Linked DNA regions of Mus musculus: region 2 is linked to region 1. The links are chromatin loops, found by intact Hi-C in ENCODE. Cell type or tissue: heart. All regions are shown on one strand. Each heading gives the region's core, and the rest is flanking DNA. Links, peaks and the distances in the headings are about the cores only.

The links. Peaks named below come from ENCODE experiments on the same cell type or tissue, not always from the same donor. Only the 100,000 strongest peaks of a DNase experiment are listed, where the experiment ranks them.
Region 2: a loop joins it to region 1, with 2.8 times the contacts of the local background. A loop is called at or near these places in 2 of 42 quality-filtered maps.

The regions. Positions count from the first base shown.
Region 1 is chr17:71,307,646-71,315,981 of GRCm38, reverse strand. It overlaps Emilin2 (elastin microfibril interfacer 2), which reads left to right and starts at 4,971. Exons shown (of 8, transcript NM_145158.4): 1 at 4,971-5,264; 2 at 5,711-5,833. The coding sequence starts at 5,122. It overlaps 4930471L23Rik (RIKEN cDNA 4930471L23 gene), which reads right to left and starts at 526. Exons shown (of 3, transcript NR_045460.1): 1 at 354-526. In heart, for the core only: a CTCF peak has its summit at 4,007 (motif pointing right); DNase peaks (open chromatin) are centred at 5,031, 5,461 and 5,868; H3K4me3 peaks cover 2,984 bases; H3K27ac peaks cover 2,948 bases; H3K27me3 peaks cover 994 bases.
Region 2 is chr17:71,220,756-71,229,091 of GRCm38, reverse strand. Lpin2 (lipin 2) reads right to left here. Exons shown (of 20, transcript NM_001357791.1): 3 at 6,942-7,037; 4 at 3,851-4,152. Among named protein-coding and RNA genes, the nearest start is that of Lpin2, 41 kb to the right of the region's middle. In heart, for the core only: CTCF peaks have their summits at 1,761 (motif pointing left) and 3,804 (motif pointing left); no DNase peak of the experiment used is centred there; H3K27ac peaks cover 1,366 bases.

The DNA of each region.
Region 1 (8,336 bases), core at 198-8,197:
TCTTCCAAAGGTCCTGAGTTCAATCCCCAGCAACCACATGGTGGCTCACAACCATCCGTAAGGAGATCTGACTCCCTCTTCTGGAGTGTCTGAAGACAGCTACATATAATAAATAAATAAATCTTAAAAAAAAAAAAAAGAAATGTGTGTAGAAATGTGTGTGTGTGTGTATACAAAATGTGATATGTATGTGTGATTGTGTGTGTGTATATATATATGATATACACAAAATGTGTGATATATATTTATATATAAATTAAGAACTCCATAGAATATATTTTGGTCATATCCCATGTCCATCTTCCCTTTCCCTGTCTCCCAACTTCACACCTTCTTTTTAAGAAATAACTCACCAAGTCCCGTTTGCACCACTCATATATTCCTGAATGTGGAGTCATCCCCTGGAGCTTCCAACCTATAGGGGCCAAACTTAAAGAAACCTGGCCCTCCTTCTCCCAGAAGCTATCTGAAGTCAATATCTCCTCAGCCAGATGTGGGGTTCATGCACTTCTTCCTGTTCCATGCTGCCTGTAATGCTGGTCTGCTCCTGTGCAGGGGACCATGGCTGCTGTGAGGTCATAAGGGCAGTGGTCCTGTCACATCCAGAGGACACTGGTTGCTGGGCAGTGGTGGCACACACCTTTAATTCCAGCACTTGGGAGGCAGAGACAGGAGGATTTCTGAGTTCAAGGCCAGCCTGGTCTACACAGTGAGTTCCAGGACAGCCAGGGCTATACAGAGAAACCCTGTCTCGAAAAAAACAAAACAAAACAACAACAACCAAACAAACAAACAGAGGACACCGGTTTACTCTGGCTTTCTGACCTCTGGCTCTCTTTCTGTCCCTTCTTCTGAGATAGGTGGCAAGCACCTTATGTTATAACCAACAAGTAAATGAAAGAAATAATTTTTTTAAATGTGAGGTACTAAGGGTAGAACTCAGGGCCTTGTGTCTACCGTGGAAGTTTCTACCAGTGAGACTTCCAGGCAGAAATGGGTTTTGCCAAACTGTTTCATCTTGGAGTTTTAGGGCTCGGGGTACAACTTGTGGGGTGCTGTTTTACACGCCCACAGTTCAACCCATACAAAAGAAAATTCATCTGAGACTTTTTGCTTTGGGTTAACTGATCACACCAATCAAAGGTGCAAGTTATTATGGGGGTACTTTCATCTTAAACTCAAGAGAAATTCCACATACTGTCAGCATAAACTGGGTTTCAAGAACTCTGAGGGGCATCAGCAATTAAGTACCAGAATCTAAACTTGCAATATTTTGCCCACTATACTTATGCTATTGCCCACTACACTTATGCTATTGCTACTGCTGGAACCAGACGACCTGCCCAATTGCTTTGTTTCTTAGTGTGCTTAAACATTCTCTCTGTACAAAGCTCTGTTTCTTGTGGAAAGTCCTTTTAGCTCCTGAGGTTGTGGCAACCCCCTTTCCAACTGAATGAGAAAAGAAGCTATCCCTTCGAAGCCCACTGGGTGCTAAGGGTTCTATCTTCTTGGAGAAGCCCTAAGCCAAATATACTGCACCTCTGTTTGGAGAAGCCTGGATGGTAAGCATGGGCTCACTCGAGGCCTGTCTGCACAGTGCACCCACTCCGTTCTGTGCACAGGAATTACCTGGAAGCTCTATAAAGTTGGAGCTTTCTCATGGAGACCAGTAGTTCTGCACAACACCTAGCATGTGACAGACTCCCAGAACAGCCAAGTGTAGCACCACAAACCTGTGATTCCAATGTTAGAGGCTGAGGCCACGAGTTTAAAGACAACAGGGGCTTCATAGTTAGACTCAATCTCAAAAAAACAAAACAAAACAAAACAAAAAAACCAACCAAATGAAAAGACTTGCACATAACTGGTGCTCAGAATAAAATGTATCTACAGAGAAGAATCTTTTTTTTTTTTTTTTTGCTGATTAAGTATAATTGTCTCTTGGGATCTTAGGATTGCTTCCACCACCCTTGGGGTTGCTAAAACCTTTGAGTCTACAAGACCCTTATATAAAGTGGCATAGCATTTGCATCTAACCTGAGTACAAGTTCCCAAGAGCCTCAACCAGCTTCAGATAACTTATGATCTACTATGTTATCTACTTACATAAATCTACCTATGATTTACAATGGAAATACCACTTAGAATACAGTGTTGCTATGTTGGGTTGTTTAGGGACCAAGTACAATAGCATATTTAATGCAGGCCCAATTTTGCCTTTCTAAGTATTTTTACAATATGATTGTTTGCATCTGGGAATGTGTAGCCCACAGGGACAAAGGCTGAATGGTCAGTCCGTCATCTCAAAGCAGGGTCGACTCTCTAAGTCTTGAATGGCCTCCTGCTTTGTTTTGTTTTCCATGTTGGGAATTGAACATATGGCCTTACATGTGCTCGGCAACATCGGACCACCGAGTTGTATGCACAGCACTTCCTGGAATGACTTTTATTCAACAGAAAAAGCAGCTTGTGCCACCAGGTCACCTCACTTCCAAGTCTGAGAATGGCCTATGCTAAAAGCAGTTTGCACAGGGTATTGAATCCCTTAATGCTAGCACCTGGGAGACAGAGGCAGGTAGATTTTTGTGAGTTGGAGGATAGCCTGGTTTACATAGGAAGTTCCAGGCCAGGGCTACATAGTGAGAACTTGTCTTAAAAAACAAACAAACAAACAAACAAACAAAAAAGGAAAATTGGGCCTGGAGAGATGGCCCAGTGGTTAAGTGTCTATACTGAAGACCCTAGTTTGATTTCCCACAATCACATCAGCCTGCTCACAATTTCCTGTAACTCTATCTCCAAGAGAGTCAACACCTTTGGCCTCTGCAGGCACCAGCACTTTTATATATAGGTGTGTGCACTCTCTCTCTCTCTCTCTCACGTGTGTGTGTGCGCACACATACATGTACTCACATGCACACATGAACACACAGGCACTCACACGCATACACACACATGGGCACTCACATATGCACACACACACACCCATATACACATGCACGTGCACACACTGCATGCACAGGTATATGCACATGCACCCGTACACACATGCATGCACACACATATAGGTGTACACATACACACACATACACACACAAGCACGCACACATGCACACACCCATATATACATGCACACGTGCACGCACATACTGCACACACAGGTGCTCACGTGTGCGCATACACACACACACACACACACACGCACGCACACACACACACACATACCCACATGCATACACACATGCTGCCGGTTGTTGATGGACATAACTTGTGGGTTGCCCCCTATTTTTTCCTTCACGCAGTCTCCATTTCTAGACTAGATCTTCCCCAGGACACTCAATGGACAAAATGGAGGTTAGAGCTGGGTGACAGAGAAGACAAAGAGAAAGGCATAGATCAGGTTACACAGGACAGTCTTTTATCTTTGTTATTTCTCCCCCGTGGCTCTTTTGAAGGCAGGATGACTTCAGTCCACTATTTGTATAATCTTCCACTTGGAAAGTTCATGAACGGATTATGTCCTTACATGGTACAATTTTCTACTTTGGGAATTTTCTTTCTTCAATTTGCAAATCAAAAGGACCCAATAAAACCATCAAAGCAAAGCATATGAGAAAATAAAACAACCAGTGGCTTCATTTAGTTTTATCAAAACATAGCCAACTTTCCCTGTCCCTCCAACCCCCAGCCAACAGTGTCATGTTAGTTCACAGGTACAGCAGTGAGCCTAGGCTTGCCAACTAGGGCGGGTAGGAGCAGCAACTAATTTCAAAGGAATAGCTCTCTCTCTCTCTCCTCTAGAATACCCCTCCTTGGTGGTGCAGTGTGTAGCCTAGGCTAGCCTCTAAGGTGAGTCTCTTGCCCCAGCTTCCCAAGTAGAACACCCTACCCTCTGTGGCTGATTTTATCTGTGGAGTCACTTTGGTCAGGCTATAGAGAAATTGGCAAAGACCCCTGTAGCGTTTGAATAGGCAGAAAACATGACCAACAGGGGGAGCAAGAGAGGGAGGGAAGGATGGAGGAATGAAGGGTTGGAGGGAGGCAGGAAGGCACCAACAGAATCTGAACTATTTAGATGCAAAGACAAAAAAAAACTATTATAATAAATGGTCTTTTAAAAATGTTTGCCCGCACATACATACTGTGTGCGTGTGTGCAGGCCAGAGATTAATGTCTTGTATCCTCTTGTCAATTGCTCTCTCTGGCACTCCCCCCTTGAGCTAGGGTCTGTCAGTGAGCCTGCAGCCTCAGAGATTCTTCTGTCTCCACCTCCTTAGTACTGGGATTACAGGTTTGTGAAAGCCTGTCTAACTTTTTATGTGGGTGCCTGAGGATCTGAACTCATGTCTTCATGTTTGCGCAGCATTTTACCGACCGAAACATCCGCCTTTAATACTGATGGAAAGAGAAACGTCCGAGCAGGACATCTCCTCATAAACACTGGAGTAGCAAATGACAGTTTGCAGCTGCGGGGAGGCAACCCCACTATCCAGGAGCAGCCCGCGCATTTGGAAAGTTCAAGCCGTGTACTAGCTGCGCCTAGGAGAGCTCCTGCGTCTTCAACTTTCGCCCAAGACCTTAAAGATTGATGGGTAGACGGCGGTGGGGCCTCAGAGGAAGAAATCGACGCTGAGTCCCCCTTGAGTAGGTTCCCCCCGCCGGGGGGGGGGGGCAATAACTGATGGGTGGTCCTGGGCTTCTGGCCGGAGAGAGGCCCCGGGGGATCGAGGTGGGGACCGCCCGAAGCTTGCTGCACTTCCGGAGGGGCTGGGGTCGCGCTGTTTGGAAGGTGAGAGGCGGAGCTGCTGGCGTTTGGGAAGAGACCAAAGGAATGTGTAATTGAAAAGTCTGTAACCAAGACCCCGGTTCCTAACCCTTTGGCTCTTTCCCCGAACCCCCTGCCGAGAGGCGATGGGCCGAGAGATGGTGAAGGGAAGAGTCACGTTTCGGAGAGGGAAGTGAATTAAAGAGGGCGGCACCCGGGGGGACCTGTGCGTCATTGAGGGACCGCGGAGCGGCCAGTGCGGAGGCGTGGGGACGAAGAGCCAGAGGGGCCGCCGAGCGCCCGAGCCCGCTGCCGGTTCCCGCGGCCCCGCCGCCTGCAGCCTTGTGGGGCTCAAGATGTGTCAGGAGACCCCGCCCCGACCCCGAGCACCCAGTCGCTGGACGCCGGCCCTGCTGGCCCTGCTGGCCCTGGGCGGCGCGGGACTGTGCCACGCGAGCTCGCAGCCTGGGTACCACGCGAGGCCCAGTGCCAGGAACAAGTAAGAGTGTGTCCCTTATGCTCGCCCCCAGCCCTAGAGTCCCAGATCCTAGGCGGTCACTCCCGAATCCGCCTGCGGGCTCCAGAGCTGCCCCGGCAATGGCGACGGGCGGTAGCAGAGAGAGCCCCATAGGCTTTTGGGGTGTCGCCACCCCCGGGTGGCCATGTGCTCCCCACCAGGCGCCCCAAGCATCCTGAAGCGAACCCGGGCAATGGGGAGTGTTCGGCAGAACTACGGGATCTGCCACCGAGCCCGAACACGAACACATCCTGTTCTGCAGGTTTGGGACTCTTTGGTGTTCCAAAGACGCAAGAGACACCCTGGGGTGGCAGCTTTGGCAAGCTCCTGCCTTCAGCGCTGGTGACCGCCAACTTGTTGGGTCAATTCGTCTCCCCCTTCTCCCCATTGTTCTCCAAGTTTATCCAGCCCTTTTCTCTCTACCCCAGAAACTGGTGCGCCTACATCGTGAATAAGAACGTGAGCTGCACGGTACAGGAGGGAAGCGAGAGTTTTATTCAAGCTCAGTACAACTGTCCCTGGAACCAGATGCCCTGTCCATCCGCCCTGGTGTAAGTCGGGGAGCACGAGGGCCGAGTGGGTGGGTGAGGTGGAGCGCTGGACTTCAGTCCTTGTGGAAATCTCTTCCAGACCCTCTACAAAGTCTGATATCTGCACGGCTCACAGCTACTCTGGGCTATTTAATGGTGTGCTGTTCTGCGTGAACCTTGAAGATGCGCAAAATTTGGGAGTTTGAGATTCCCTAGGCCACAGGAGAGGATGAACAAAGGCCCCACCCCCATCTCTCTCTCTCTCTCTCTCTCTCTCTCTCTCCTCTCTCTCTCCCCCCTCCTCTTTCAATTTTATTACTAACATAAGGCAGCTGAACCTAATTAGATCCATATTGTATGTTCTGGGTCGCATAGAGATTCTAAAATGTTTTAAATGAAGGATTAGCCGAGAGGTTTGACCAGTTGGAGTTCTGAAGGAGGTGAGTTTTGTCCCAACTGTCCTCTTCAGCGTTATGATTTTCTAAACTAAACTCCTCAGGTTGCTTTAGAACGTTTGTCCCTTTTCTTCTCAAGTTGGGTTTGTGGATTCTTGAGGCAGATCTCCGAATGGAATAGCCCTTGGTGATGTGCAGAATAGTTAAACATCTTTTTTGCTCATAAAGATTCCAGCATCTTAAAAACTGGGCACGGGGGCGGGGTGGGGGGGGGGCGATGATTTGTTAGCGCGGGTTCTGCGAACACATTGTACTCACCCAATTGGTGATCAGGGAGCTCTTTGAGTTTTTGTGGAAGCCAGATCTCAGGAGACCGCTGGTGTGGATAAAAGGCTGTTGGGGACACGTGATGGTGAGGATTGTTTCCACTAAGAATAAGCTGTTTGTCTTCGAGCACATTGTCAGCGCCGTACAGAATGGTCAGTGGTGGGCAGTTCTGTCTCTGGCCGGGCTCAGGACAGGCTGAGCTTGTATCCCCAGCAAGCTGATTCAGGGGGCAGGGAGCAGACAAGGCTGTAGACAGTAGGTCACCGGGTCCCACCCAGGCTGCGTGTGGGAACCACAAGCAGGTAGAGAGTTCCTGAGAGGCAAAAAGAAAGTTATACAAACTTGCAGAAACACAGGGAAGCCCTTTACTTTTTATTTTTTAACATATAGGGGAAACAGCTGATACAGATTTCCTGGCCGGCCCACACAGAGATTCAGAACTGTCAACCTGCCTTAAATTGGTCTGTATTTCGATTTAGACTTCACAGTCCATGGCCAGCTACTGGTGACAGGACAGCCAAGTGAGGTTTTGACACTGTGACAGAAACACGAACTGAGTATTCGACACAGTCCAGAAGGGTTTGCTTGCCATTAGAATTGGATTGAGAGCCAGGACAATTTCATTCACTTTACACAAGAGTTATATTTTGTATTTTCCTACAATTTTAATTCTTACTATGACACTTCAGAGATAAATTTTTCATTAAAAATAAAAATTAAGAGGGGTGGGTGGGGAGATGGCTCAGTAGGTAAAGAGTACTTGCTATGCCAGCTTGAGACCCTGAGATTGAATCCCTAGCACTCACATAAAAACACTGGAGATGGGGACTGCCAGGCAGCCTCAGCACTACGAAATGGTGGGCAGTGTGGGATGGCTACTTCCTGCTTGCTACCAGCTAAGCTCCAGGTTCAGAGAGAGACCTTGTCAGAGGGTAAGGTAGAGAGTGAAAGTTGGACATCTGACATCTCTGCTTCTACAAGCGTCTGCACGTGTGTGTGCGCACACTGAACATACACACCTGCACACATGTGCACACACACTGAAGACACCCATACACAATGAACACATCTGTATACACATGCGCACACACACTGAACACATATGCATATATGTAAACACATGGGCACACACATGTACATACTGGACACACACAAATAATACATGCATACATACATAATAGTTACATGCATGCATACATACATACACACATACATATATAGAAATTTGTGTTTCTAGGGGTAGTTTTTTTGAGACAGGGCCTTATTATGAAATCCTGGTTGGCCTCAAACTTAGATATCTGCTTGTCTCTGCTTTCTGAGGGGCTGAGATTAAAGGCATACACCAGCACACTTGGTGATAATTGTGGGGTTTTGTTTTGTTTTGTTTTGTTTTTAATTTGGGCATTTGAAGCAAGGTTTGCTAAGTAGCCTGAAATTTACATATAGCCCAGGCTGGTCTTGAACTCAGGGTGATCACACCTTGACCCCTAGAGTGCTGGAGCTATAGACACAGGCTCTGATCACACCTTGACCCCTAGAGTGCTGGAGCTATAGACACAGGCTCTGATCACACCTTGACCCCCAGAGTGCTGGAGCTATAGACACAGGCTCTCCTTCTTGCTTTGCTTGTTGTTTAAATGCTAATTTGGTGCTGGGGATGGCCAGGCAGTGGTGGCGCACGCCCTTAATCCCAGTACTCGGGAGGTAGAGGCAGGCGGATTTCTGAGTTCGAGGCCAGCCTGGTCTACAAAGTGAGTTCCAGGTGTAGCTCAATTGGTCGAGTACTTGCTTGGCATGCACAA
Region 2 (8,336 bases), core at 269-8,268, 87 kb after region 1:
ATAACAATTTGTCCAAAGTAAAAAGCTACGGCCTCAGTTCTTGTCTTCAGGGAGTTAATTTGTCATGTGTTCTGTCTACTTCTCAGTCACGAGGAGGTTTCTATGGAAGCATGTGGAAATGGCGGAAACCTCTGAGAAGCACAAAGCACTGTACTGCAGGTTCAGGGCTCCTCTAGAACACTCAGCTCAATAGTGTACTGAGTGTAAGCCTTACAGAGCAGTAGTGCGCCGACAGCGTACTAAACATAACCCAGAGCCATCCCACTCACTCTAGGGCTGAGAGCACGGAAAGAAAGCGCTGTTACTTCTTCAGTACTACTTCCCTTCTAGCACACTTTCTATTACCTCTTTTTCTATTACCTGCCTTCCCACACAGATAAAAATCACTTAAGACATAGGAATGCATGCATCTTCCAAGATCTTTCTGTTAAAATTCTTCCCTCAATGGACTCTCACATACAATCTTACTCAAAAGGAAAAAAGAACATACTCAAGCAGACACTAGGAACCAACCATTATCTAATAAAAATAAATCAAAGGTTAAACTTTCCCTAAAGAAACGAAAAATTGAGGCTGGGGAGACAAGACAGCTCAGTATGTAGGTTGAATGTGGGATGTAGTGGAGGGCATGGCCAGTGGCTGTGTGGGATGTAGTGGAGGGCATGGCCAGTGGCTGTGTGGGATGTAGTGGAGGGCATGGCCAGTGGCTGTGTGGGATGTAGTGGAGGGCATGGCCAGTGGCTGTGTGGGATGTAGTGGAGGGCATGGCCAGTGGCTGTGTGGGATGTAGTGGAGGGCATGGCCAGTGGCTGTGTGGGATGTAGTGGAGGGCATGGCCAGTGGCTGTGTGGGATGTAGTGGAGGGCATGGCCAGTGGCTGTGTGGGATGTAGTGGAGGGCATGGCCAGTGGCTGTGTGGGATGTAGTGGAGGGCATGGCCAGTGGCTGTGGACTGAATACATCCCTGTGTGTCCACTGTGGTCCTCACTAAGCACATTCATGATGAAGGGCAGCTCTGTATCATTTAGACTGTGTCAGCCTCTCTATTAATGCATTTCTCAGAATACACCCCACAGCTGAGCAGCTTATGGCCGCAGCTCAGTCCTCCTGGAGGGTGAGAAGAAAAATTGTCACAGGCCAGACACCACTGAGTTCATAATACATCCTGAACTCACTCCCACAGCTAGCTAATTCTTACTGTCTAGTTTCTGTTAGATGCATAATTAAACAGACTTTTGTTCTAAGGAAATTTCGGGGGAGGGCTCCTCCAAAGGGTGATGTTAACAGCTTACTAGCATCCAAATGAATGAAGAGCAGACCACTTAGCCCTGAATGCTGCCAGAGGCTCAAGCTCACATGTACCATGATGCCTTCTTACCAAGCAAATAGGTGCTGGCAACCATAGCAACAACTATCACGCAGTTGGGACCCCAGCAGTTCTGGTCGTATATCGACATGTACTGACTGACACTATCTGTTTACAGAATTCCTTTAGCGTTGCAGTTCTCGTGTGTTTAGTAGAGGCTTTGTGTGTGTCTTAGAAATATTGTCACTTCCTGAGATAAAGTTGCTCATTTTTAAAGAATTCTAAAACTTTGCTAATTTTCGGCTCTGGGGACCTAAAAAGCATCACTTCAGGTTGGCTTTAGTGGATCAAAAATTTTAGCTGTGGGCTGAAGAGATGGCTCAGCAGTAAAAAGCACTGACTACTTTTCTGAAGGTCCTTAGTTCAAATCTCAGCAACCACACGGTGGCTCACTTCCATCTGTAATGAGATCTGACGCCCTCTTCTGGTGTGTCTGAAGACAGCTACAGTGTACTTACATATAATAATAAATAAAAAAATCTTTGGGCCAAAGTGAGCAGAGGTCTTGAGTTCAATTCCCAGCAACCATATGATGGCTCACAACCATCTGTATAGCTACAGTGTACTCATATACATAAAATAAATTAATTAATTAAAAAAATTTAGCTGCAAAAACATTTTCAGGATAAGGCATAGAATGGGCATTATAACACACATGTAGGTAACTGCCACATGTAAGTATTTCACAGTTTTATAAAAACACACTTCTTGTCCACTGAAACACTTGACTATGTATAGAACTTTAACAGAGCTGCTCTCAGCACTGAGAGATCTGGAAGTCTCCAAGTTTTTATGCTGGAGGTAAATGGTCCTTCAGAGACTAGAAGCAGGAAAGAGAGACAAGTCTTGAATAAGCAATGCCACATCTCTAAGCAGGTTAAATTCTTTGGGAATCAAAGATATAAAGAAGTAGAATTCATAACTCAGCCTGGTCAGTGTTTTTACTAACTGAAAGACATTCTTTTCAGGACTTAGAGTTGTCATCATTATAATTTACCTTGCTCTGTATCTGATGTATTTTCTCTCTCTTTTTTTTAAAAGTCATCAAATAATTTATAATAGTTAAATGCCTCTTAAATATACATGATATCTTCTGAAGCTAAAAGTAATATGCATTCAACCAGTTTTTAAAATCTATTTGGAACATTAAACATGATAGAAGTAGAAAAAAATCTCTTATGAAGTCCTCTATGAAAGGAAATTGTGAAAAGTTCCTGATTAGACAGAAACCGTTCCATCTCCAAGGGAGAATTACTATTCAGAAAATAGTATAATTATAATACACTAATCATTTATCAATAACAGGTTTCTCACGATTTGACAATTAAAAAAAAAACCTTAATAAGCAAAACACATCAAGGCAAAAGTTAGTCTGCACAGTTTCTATAGCAACACTTTTCTGTGAAAGCCCAGCGTTTCCAGACAGTGTACCATTTCCTTCCAGCAGCTCAGCTGAAATATTCAAATGGGTCAGCATCCCTCTCCTGAGTCCTTCCCCAGTTCCATAAAGGACACTACATGCAGGCCACCTGTCTTAGTCAGGGTTTCTATTCCTGCACAAACATCATGACCAAGAAGCAAGTTGGGGAGGAAAGGGTTTATTCGGCTTACATTTCCATACTGCTGTTGATCGATGCAGGAGTGGAACTCAAGCAGGTCAGAAAGCAGGAGCTGATCCAGAGGCCATGGAGGGATGTTCTTTACTGGCTTGCTCAGCCTGCTCTCTTATAGAACCCAAGACAACCAGCCCAGAGATGGTCCCACCCACAAGGGGCCTTGCCCCCTTGATCACTAATTGAGAAAATGCCTTACAGTTGGATCTCATGGAGGCATTTCCTCAACTGAAGGTCCTTTCTCTGTGATAACTCCAGCTGTGTCAAGTTGACACAAAACTAGCCAATACACCACCTATGGCTGCAGCCTCAAAGAGCTGCCAGGGAGAGAACCACGACAACACTTGTGGATGTCCTTCCAGTGTTTGGGTGAGCACTGGGTCAAACAGGTAGTGAGAAAAACTGTACACCCCGCCTTAAAATGCTAGGCTTGAAATTTTGGACAGTGCTGGCTCAAAAAGTGGTATAGGTTTTGAGATTCCTATTAACTGGTATGAAAGTGTTGAGCAAAATCCCATTCAAAAAACCAAAAGTCTTCTTTAACATAAAAGGGTATTTTGCTCATAAATTCAAAACAAAATGAGAGAGAGAGAGAGAGAGAGAGAGAAGGAAGTCAGTCAGTCAGTCAGTTGGGAGAGAAGAAAGGGAAGGGGAGGAACTGGGAGGGGAAAGACCTGCAGGTTGGAAGGCTCATCCCAAGCCAATCCAAGCTGGCAGAGAAACCACCAGACTGTTCCAAGGAGCATTTAGTAGCATAGCCGAAGGTCTGACAGTGAGGGTAGTGGGATGCGGCTCACACTTGGCCCCACAATAGAGCTGGGGCCCTCTACTGGATGCACACGGCATGGCAAGCACCCGCAGAAGTCCTTACCTTGCTGCCTGGGCTCTCTTCTCATCATCTGAGCTCACACCCACATCACCTACATCTTCTGCAACAGGGGAAGCTGCCTGCTCCTCCTTCCTATTGTCCTGTTTGCACTTCTTTCTCCTTCGTTTCTTCTTTTTCACAGAACTCTGAGTGAAAACTGCCTCTGATTCCAAGGTGTGAGAAACGTCTGAACTCTGAGCTGGCCTTTCATTTCCACTTGATTTCACCAAAGGGGTTTCAATATGTTTAAAGAACTGGTCTTCAGTGGGAATTGGTGAGGTGGCAAGATAAGCAGGTAATTTTTCCTTAAAGAACAAAAGGAAAGTTATCTATGACAAACTGGATGCTCTTTGAGTACACACCTTTTTATAGGGGTAGGAGGGAATAGTTCCTAAGGGCAGAACGTCAAGTGCTAGCAAGACTCAAGTGCTAGCTCATTTCAGGATGTGACTGAGTACAACATGCAAAAGCTGTGGTTGAAGCAAAGCCAATTATTCTGTGCAAAGAGCTGTCCCAGGGCAGCAGCTGAGCATTACAAGGACTGACACAATGTGATGAGGCAGAGGCCAAGGCCAAGGCCACATCTAACAAGGGCAGCAGGGCAGGCGAGAGAAACAGGAAGCCAGCAGGTTTAGAGCCATGTGAACAAATGAATGGGAAGGTGAAGAAGGTGACTGTGACTGTGACTTAGGGACACCTACAGTGAGTGAGGTCAGTCAATGTCATTCCAAATATCCTCTCAGGAATTCAAAACAAAAGGTGGCCCAATGTTTAGAATAGTTAAACTTTCAACTTAATACTGAATAAACTAATCTAGTGAATTTCTTGGCCTTTCAAAAGAAAGGAGAGGCACATTAGACAGGCATAAATTAACTCCATAACTTAAATGGTCAAAATTTTATACAATAGTTCAAAAAAAGTGTGTTTTCATAACTAAAACTTTTAACTTGGATTTGGTAAACACCCTGCAGCTGAAAGTTTAGTTTACCAGCTCACCACCAATATACAACTGCCATAGCCTGAACGCCCCCAAGGCACCCAGATGAGGCTCATGTGCCCTAATTTCTAGAGGTTTCATTTAATGGGTTTTGTTACTTATCAAGGTGCCTTGCATTTCAAAGCTGTTATGGTTTTCAGGAGTGTCTTCCAGTTTTATCACAGAAGTGTCTGGGGTGAGGGAGAAAGTACCCGGATGTCTACGCTAGTTGGTTTTTGTCAGCTCAGCACACACCTGATATATCTGGGAAGAGGGAATGTCAGCTGAGGAACTGCCTGCCTTAGACTGCTCTTTGGTTGGGCAAGTCTGTGGGGTTTTTTCTTCATTAATGTCTGACGTGGGAGGGCCCAGCCCACGGTGGTTGGCTGTGTAGGAGAGCAAGCCATGAGGAACAAGCTAGTCAGCCACGATTCTCTTTAGTTTCTGCCTCCAGGTTCCTGCCCCAACTTCCCTTCATATAGTAAGCTGTAAGGTGAAATAAATTCATGGTATTGATCACAGCATTAAAAACCTAGCTAAGGCATCTACTAACCAATAAGACAAGGGCTAGATAAGCCAGTGAAACCTCACCATGGAAACTGTGCAGCTATGAAAGAGGCTGTTTCAGAATCGCTGACTGAAAAGCAATGTTGATGTGGACAATTATGTGAGAAGAAGTCAGAGAAACAGACTAAATAAACAGTACCTGATGAGTTTTGTTACCTTCTAATTCACTTTAAAAGCACGTCTTTATTTTATTATTATTTTATTCATAGTATATGTCCTAGTACAGTAATTCTAATGTTTGTTTAATGAATTTGGATATTTTTATTTTTACTGTGTTGTTTTGTTTTGCAACAGAGCCTATGTAGCTCTGGCTGTCCTAGAACTTACTATCGTGCAGTGGAATCTGCTCACAGAAAGAAACCGCTAAAGCAGGGTTTCCAGAGAAAGGCTGGCAGTACCTGCAGGCAAGAGCTCTAAAGAACCCCCATCTCCTGGGTTATGTGGTGACAGCCAGCTAATATTTATTATGCTTCACTTGCTCTTTGCCTCTTCTGAGGAGGTGAAATGTTGTTTATGTCACGTCAATGCAGATGAGGTAGTAACACACCAGCAAGAGGGCCAGGGACACAGCAGCCAGAGGAGGCTCCTTTGTAGGCTGCAGGACGCACAGAGCAGCACCTCATGCTCATAGGCAAACACTGACCAAAGTAAACTAACGCTGCTTGCTGCTGGTCACTCTTGCTGTCATCAGGCTAGAAGCTCACCCGCAAAAGCCTGTGCCCTAATAACTTGAAACTTCTTAATTTTGTTATAAGATATAATTTCTTATGGAAAAAGATATAATGACGCTCCTATAGTTTTAGAAAAGAGTCACAATGACTGCGTCAAGAATAGTTTGTTCTTGTCCCAAGTGGGTTATGTGTGTCTGGAGTGCACAAGGACAGGGACTTGTATAGACTTGTAGAAGAGGCCAAATGTATACTAAAATATAGAAAGCCATAGGCCAATCAGTTTCTATCTCTTGACATTATAGGTCAGTGGTTCTTAAAGTCATGGGTATAACGTTGCTAACCAAACAAAAGAGTCATTCTTGAAAGCCTCATATGTGTATGTGTGTGATCGTGCATGTGTGTACATGCGTGCATGTGTGTAGTGGACTCGTGTGTGGCACAGCATTGAGTTCTCTACATCTTCATGTGGAGATAAAAAACGCAGGCTTGTCAGGCCTATGTGAAATGTGTCTTTAACACTGAGCTCTCTTTCTGGCCCCAGAAACATCTCTTCTAAATTTAAAGGTCACATATATACACTTGCACACTTAGTCTAAAGAGATATGCCTCAAGGCAGGGCTGAATAACTTCAAGTCAAACCGTAAGCTATGATGGCTATGAAGCAGGAAATCCCTTTGATATCACAACAAGCAGCTTTCTGCATGCTCTCTGGACTCTGAAAGCTGGTGTGAGCTCTTTTCTGAGAAGTTGATTTCAACATATAACAAAAGCTTGTTTAGTTAAAAATAATTATTCACACAATCATGGAAATAGTGGAAGAGCTGTTTTGTGACATGCTATAGAAGCCTGGCTCAACATGCAAAGGGCTTTGAGAACTCACATATTCTTCTTCAGTCTCCTCTACAAAGAAGGCTTCCCCATTATCACCCAATTTCATGTGAAGATCCACAGCACTGCCATTGATTTCTATGTCAATCTGAGGAGGAAACAAGTGTGGTTTAGCATGAAGAGTCTTTTCCTTCAGGCTTAGCCAAACCCAAATTCTGGACTCTCCAGCCAAACTTAGCACTGGGTTTCTAGAGCTACAGTCCCAGAGAAACACTGTTAATAACCCACAGATTCCCCCCCCCCAACAAACTTGGGGAACACCGGTAACCATGGGTTGAAAGAAAATGTTTTCACAGCATTTCAAAAGTTTATTTCTTAATCTCTCAGTTTTCTTTTCTTTCTGGAGAACAAGGCCTGGCTACGCTGATCTTGAACTCACAGAATCCTGCCTCAGTTTTCAAGTGCAGAGGTTACAAGTTGAGTCACTACACCCAGCTTAAACTTCATAATATTGTGAAATGGGAGAAACATTCTGCACTTGCAAGTTATAGCATAAGCAGGGCTCGTATTGCAGAACTCAGACATTCAAATGTTTCACTGACTCTAGTGTTGAGTTGTGAGCATAGTTCCTGTGAGTATTTTTAACCCAGGTCACTATGCAACAGCAGACACTGTCAGGACCAGTGAGCAGCCACTGGCCTTCTGCAGACTGTGCTGGTGACTGGCTACAGAGTTTTGTTACTCAGTTCAGCCACAGAGTGAAGTGTGGTAGGCATATGTGTATGTGTGTATATGTATATACATCGTTGTGTATGCATGGGTGCACATGTATGTGTGTGCATGGGGTCCGAGATCAAGCTCGGGTTCTAAGTCCTTAGGTGTCATTCACCTTGTATAAGACAAGATTTTCACTGGGATGGGGACTTGCCTGCTCAGGGGGTGCTGGCTGGGCAGAAAGACCTAGGGATCTGCTCATCTGTCTCCCCAGAGCAGATAACAGCACATGCTACCATGCCCAGCATTTACATGGGTTCAGAAAATCAAAGCTAGGTTCACATACTTGTACAGCAAGCACTTTACTGACTGAACTCTCTCTCCAGACCTCAAGTAACATTTTGTAAAATTAAACAACTCAAAGAGGTAACTATTGAACAAGATATGAAAATACAGGGGGGAAAAAAAAGGAAAGAACTGATAGTGTTGTACGGAAAATCTAGCTTTTCCAATGTGGTGTCAGTAAGTCAGTGTACACTCTCATCAAGGATGTTCTCCTTGTACCAGATGGAGAGCACTACAGAAAACCACCACCAGTCCAAATGCAGAGCTGTGGAGCCCAGTCCCAATGGATGCACAAAATCCTGCACGCTGCTGGAACACTGCTGAAGAGGGGCAGAAATACTGTAAGAGCCAGACAGGCTCAGGAATTTGCTGTTAGACTGTGTTCCTT